Regions from separate parts of the Homo sapiens genome. Here region 2 is linked to region 1. A link is an interaction called in ENCODE POLR2A ChIA-PET data of the cell type or tissue named here. Cell type or tissue: CD4-positive, alpha-beta T cell. All regions are shown on one strand.

Region 1 (2,500 bases):
TACAGGAAGCATATTTTCAAGGGACCAATCTTTAAGACACATCCTACCCTGGCGAACAACCCTTGGCTGTTCTTGTTTTTAAATACAAAGCAACTATAATTGGATTCCCCAGAAAGAGTTTTAAAACAGTTATATTATCCTTTTTTTTCCTGCTGGGATAGCATTGTCCAAAAGTGCTTTGTTAGCAATTTCTTAGAAAACCCTCATGAACTATAACCCCCTCCCACCCCATCCCCCAATGCCTAAATATAAAACACAACCCCAACACAATACTCTGCAAGTTTTCTGGCTTTAGGTTGTAAGGAAAAGAGCCAGAAAAAAAAGAAAGTCTTTGCTTTCTACAGGAGCTGCTTTTCCTCTTAAGGAAGGACAGGAAATGATAGGTTTCCAAACCTATCCCTTTGCTGCGTAGCAAGCAGGTGCTAGGAGAGGAGGCAGCTCACTGCTCCACTGCTCCTGATTAGAAAGGTAGGGTGTCCAGGAAGAGCTTGTCAATGATGGAAGGTGGAGACACCAAGTCTTCCAGCTTCAGGTAGAAGATGCGCTGGAGGCCCAGGGTGCAGATCTTCCTCAGTTCTACCAGGGCACCCAGGACCTTGGACTCGGTGGGCTCCAGAGCCTGTCCCTTACTCTGGTGGTCTTTTAAACTGCTTGTGATCTTGTTGCATAGCTCTTCGACTCTCTTTGGTTCTTTTAACCCATGTCTTTCTGCAGAGGGATAGAGAAGGGCAAGAAGTTTAGGAGGCAAATACATCTTAAGACACTTTGAATCCCTAATTGAGGTCTGTGTCTCATTCTGCCAGTTTGGATAGCTTCTTTGCAATCAAAGTGCCCTCCCTGTTAGAGATAGCTCATGGCCTTTGGTATGAAGCAACACCAAGGTTTGAATCCCAGTCCCAACACTTACTTGCTGTGTGCCCTAGAGTAAGTCTCTTTACTTCTGAGCACCCATTTCCTTATGAGATGAAGAAAATGATCATACCCAATTCAGGGTTTCTGGGATGGCCAGCTTAGGTAAGTAACACAAGGGAAGCACAGTTCCTGGCACACAGCCACATGGAATGAATGGCAGGGTGGTTATTATTTTGCATACATTATCCTACTAAGCTCTCACAAAGCCTTGTCAGTAGGCAACTATTTTTCAGAGTGACATAGAAACACATCCAGGCAAATGAATTAATGTTTCTATCTTGACAGACTCATTTAAGGGAGGTGGGGAGGCTGTAACTTCCATTTGCTAATGCAAGGGCTGCTCGAAAAGACCCAACACAGCAAAGTGCATTCCTGTGTTTTCATGCTAACCAGCACTGAGAAGAATTCAGCTTTTCTTTTCCTTGTTTTGTTCCCCCCCACTTGAAACCCCTGTTGACCTACACCTGGCACTCTGTACAAAATACACATGTCCTCCTGCTGTGGAGATGGAAAAGCCAAAGAGAAGGGGAGGAAGCCCAGAAGGATGTGGTGCAGGCATGTTATAATGTATTAAGACACAAATACCAGTATCTTATATTTTACAAAACAATATATAAAATGATCTCCATGTTAAATACTATGATCTATCTTATGTATAAGGTTAAATGAATTTCCCAAAGTCACTCAGCTGCTAAAAGCTAGGATTAGAACCCAGTTTTCTGAGGCAAATACTGGTCTCTTGTTCCAAAGCAATGAGAAGGGAGCCTGACATCCACAACAAATCACTATGCTTTTCCTCAACATTTAGACTTCAGAGCCTCATTTCTCTCTCTTTTTTTTTTTTTTTTTTTTTTTTTTTTTTTTTTGAGACAGAGTCTTACTCTGTTGCCTAGGCTGGGGTGCAGTGGTGCGATCTTGGCTCACTGCTCCCCCACTTCCTCCACCCCGATTCAAGCGATTCTCCTGCCTCACCCTCCCGAGTAGCTGAGACTACAGGTGTGTACCACCATGCCCAGCTAATTTTTTGTATTTTCAGTAGAGATGGGGTTTCACCATATTGGCCAGGATGGTCTCGAACTCCTGACCTCAAGTAATCCTCCCATCTTGGCCTCCCAAAGTGTTGGGATTACAGGCATGAGCCACTGTGCCTGGCCTCAGAGCCTCATTTCTAAAGGAAGAGCTTGGCCTCTGTTATCTCGAAATTTTCTTCTCTCAGTACATTTACATGTAAAATCATAATTCTTGAGAGATGGAAGACATCCTTCTAATGGGAAATCAAGCAATAGTTTCTAATTTTTACAAAATTAATTTTTTTTTTTTTTGAGTCATGGTCTTGCTCTCTTGCCTGGGCTGCAGTGCAGTGGTGCAGTCATGGTTCACTGTAGCCTGGAACTCCTGGGCTTAAGTGATCCTCCTGCCTCAGCCTCCCAAGTAGCTAGGTCTATAGGCATGCACCACCATACCTGGTTGATTTTTAAATTATTTTTTGTAGAGGCAGGGCCTCACTATGTTGCCCAGGCTGGTCTTGAACTCTTGGGCTCAAGTGATCCTCCTGCCTCAGTTTCCCAAAGCACTGAAATTACAGGCA
Region 2 (2,500 bases), 570 kb after region 1:
GGGGCCACTGAGGATAAGGTTGCAGACAGGGCTCCGGACAGGAAAAAAAAAAATTAACATCTTTTTGCTCAATCTGGATGTCATTTGAAACAATACTCTTCAAGCTCTCTACCCTGGGGATTTATTAAGTTATCAGTAAGCAACTCTGAAATAAACCACACTCATGGCTTTATGTTCTTTCCCTGCCCCACCCCCAACCCAGACTTCTCCTCCACTTAACCTGTTACATTCCAGGTAGGAAAGAGGGAGGACAGGACCTGTGGTCTGCAGATCAGAGTTCAAATCTCCTCTCAACCAAGTTTATTATTATGTGGTTTCAGGCAAAACTCTCTGAAGAGCCTGTTTTCTCACCTGCAAAATGGATGTGAAAGCACTTCCCCAGGGTTGATTTATTTATTCATGTATTATTCCTCTAATTCACTGTATGCTTCTGTGCCAGACCCAGTTCTAAAGGCTGGGAGTACAGAGATGACTCTCACCTGCCCCCCACTCTCTGGAGGTCAAATGAGAGAATGAATGCACCCATTGCTTTGTAAATTACACGACACCATGCATCTTAATTATCAGTCCTACTACAGTGGTCTGACACTCAAAATGCTTGTAATAGGAAATCACAACAATGACTAAGAGTGAAGGCTTTGGCACAAGACCTGGGTCACTTACTAGCCGTGTGTCTAGCATAAAATCCTTAAGCTCTCTAGCCTTGGTTTTTCATCTACAAAATGGGAACAACAACAGCTCTTTCCTCAGAGGGCGGTTTGAAGGAGTAAATGGAATAACGCACCTGAAATCATTTAGAGAACTGGCTGGCACTTATAAGTGCTCGACAACTGTTAGCTATCATTGTCATACTCATTCTCATTAGGATGATAATGATGTTCATTATTTTAAGAGCAGACAATCGAGCACAGCAGTCCAAAACCACTTTCCTCGCCCCCGGAAGGAGATGAGAGTGAACGAGCTGGAGCATTGACGCGCGCCTGGGGCGCCACGTGGTGACATGGGTTTCTCCTGTTTATCCCTCGAGGCTTCCTTTCAGCGTCTTCTTCCCCAGCAGCTGCTCTGTCAACAGTCCATATGCTGCCTCGGCTACGGAGCAGCTTTCAAGAGGGGGCTGCCAACCCCGTAGGAGAACTTTGAAGACAAGTTCAGGGGCACGCGTGCTGGGGCGGCAGTCACCCCGCCCCCGCGAGCCTTGGGCCCTCCCCTCCCGCCCGGCCTCCCCGCACCCCTTCTGGTGGCGGAAGTGGAAGGGGGCGGGGGGCGCAGGCAGCCGGGCCTGGTTCCGGGGAGGGTGTGCGCGTGGCAAGGAGGCCAGCTGGAGGAACAGGAGGGGACAGATGCCATGGGGGCCCGGATTTGTTCCTGCAGGAAGAGTGCAAGGAGCTAATTGTCTAATTACCCAGGAGCGGTTTCTCCGTGGCCCTGCCACGCCGTGTGGAAAGAACTCCAGTTTGTGCATGTCAAACAGTCGGTGGGCGGCTCTGGGGAGGAAAGGGAAGGCGGTCCTGAGCCTGGATTTCTTCCAGGCTTGTACTGCAGAGTCACTTCTAGCTCTGGACCCCGAAGCCTTACAAATACTGCTTTGAAAAATTGAATCATAGGCTCTACATCCCTTCAGCTTAGCTGGCTGTTGGAGAAAATTATATCCGCTGCTTTTCTCTTCCCCCACATCACCCTCAACATAAACACACACACACACACACACACACACACACACACACACACACGCACACACCCCTTATACCCTGCCATTGGTCATTTACACTGAGCAGTCATCTAGTTTCCAATCCATTCTTTAAAATATGAAAGTCCTTGGGTCCTGGCTTGTTTCTTTCCTACGCGGGCTCCCAGCATTTTCGTACTGTCAGGACTTTGCTATGCTGGGCACGCCATCTATGTGCCCTTTTTATGCAGCCCTTTGTAACCAGTGCCTTCTGCATCATCCTTCAGGAGCCAGTTTTGCACCCTGTAGTCCCAGCTATTTAGGAGGCTGAAGAGGGAGGATCACTCGAGCCCAGGAGTTTAAGGCCGCAGTAAGCTGTGATTGTGCCTCTGCACTCCAGCCTGGGCTACAGAGCGAGGCCCCATCTCTAAATTAAAAGAAAAAAATCCACCTTTCCTTAGGCTTTCATTATATATAATGTGATATGTACATACATATTATATTTCCTGTCTGTCTTTAATTTCAGACTATTTCGTATGAAAAGAAACGTAACTGGCCTCTGTGCAGCACCTTCCTTTGTTCAAGAGACTTCCACTCACATTCTTCCATCTCTACCTCCTAAGTGACAACCTTGTGAAGTGGGCAGTGTCCACTTCACAGTGCAATGTGGGTGGTAGATAGAGTATTTACAGATCACTCCAACATGCTGTGTACGTCGGGGTAGCCCTTGAAACACGGGAGTCTAGACCTTATTTAGCACTTGCAGACACATTTCTCAAGTCCTGGCAGTTGACCACTGCTGGGATCACCCTTTCCAGGCTCCTACCACCCCTT

What was found. Peaks named below come from ENCODE experiments on the same cell type or tissue, not always from the same donor. Only the 100,000 strongest peaks of a DNase experiment are listed, where the experiment ranks them.
Region 2: POLR2A ChIA-PET joins it to region 1 with 6 read pairs; 3 of 35 experiments call an interaction of 5 or more read pairs at or near these places.

The regions. Positions count from the first base shown.
Region 1 is chr9:99,861,828-99,864,327 of GRCh38, reverse strand. NR4A3 (nuclear receptor subfamily 4 group A member 3) reads right to left here. Exons shown (of 8, transcript NM_006981.4): 8 at 1-708. The coding sequence ends at 461. Among named protein-coding and RNA genes, the nearest start is that of NR4A3, 41 kb to the right of the region's middle. In CD4-positive, alpha-beta T cell, no CTCF peak of the experiment used is centred here; no DNase peak of the experiment used is centred here.
Region 2 is chr9:99,295,363-99,297,862 of GRCh38, reverse strand. No RefSeq gene overlaps it. Among named protein-coding and RNA genes, the nearest start is that of SEC61B, 74 kb to the right of the region's middle. RefSeq lists an enhancer at 904-953 and a silencer at 1,164-1,363. In CD4-positive, alpha-beta T cell, no CTCF peak of the experiment used is centred here; a DNase peak (open chromatin) is centred at 1,222.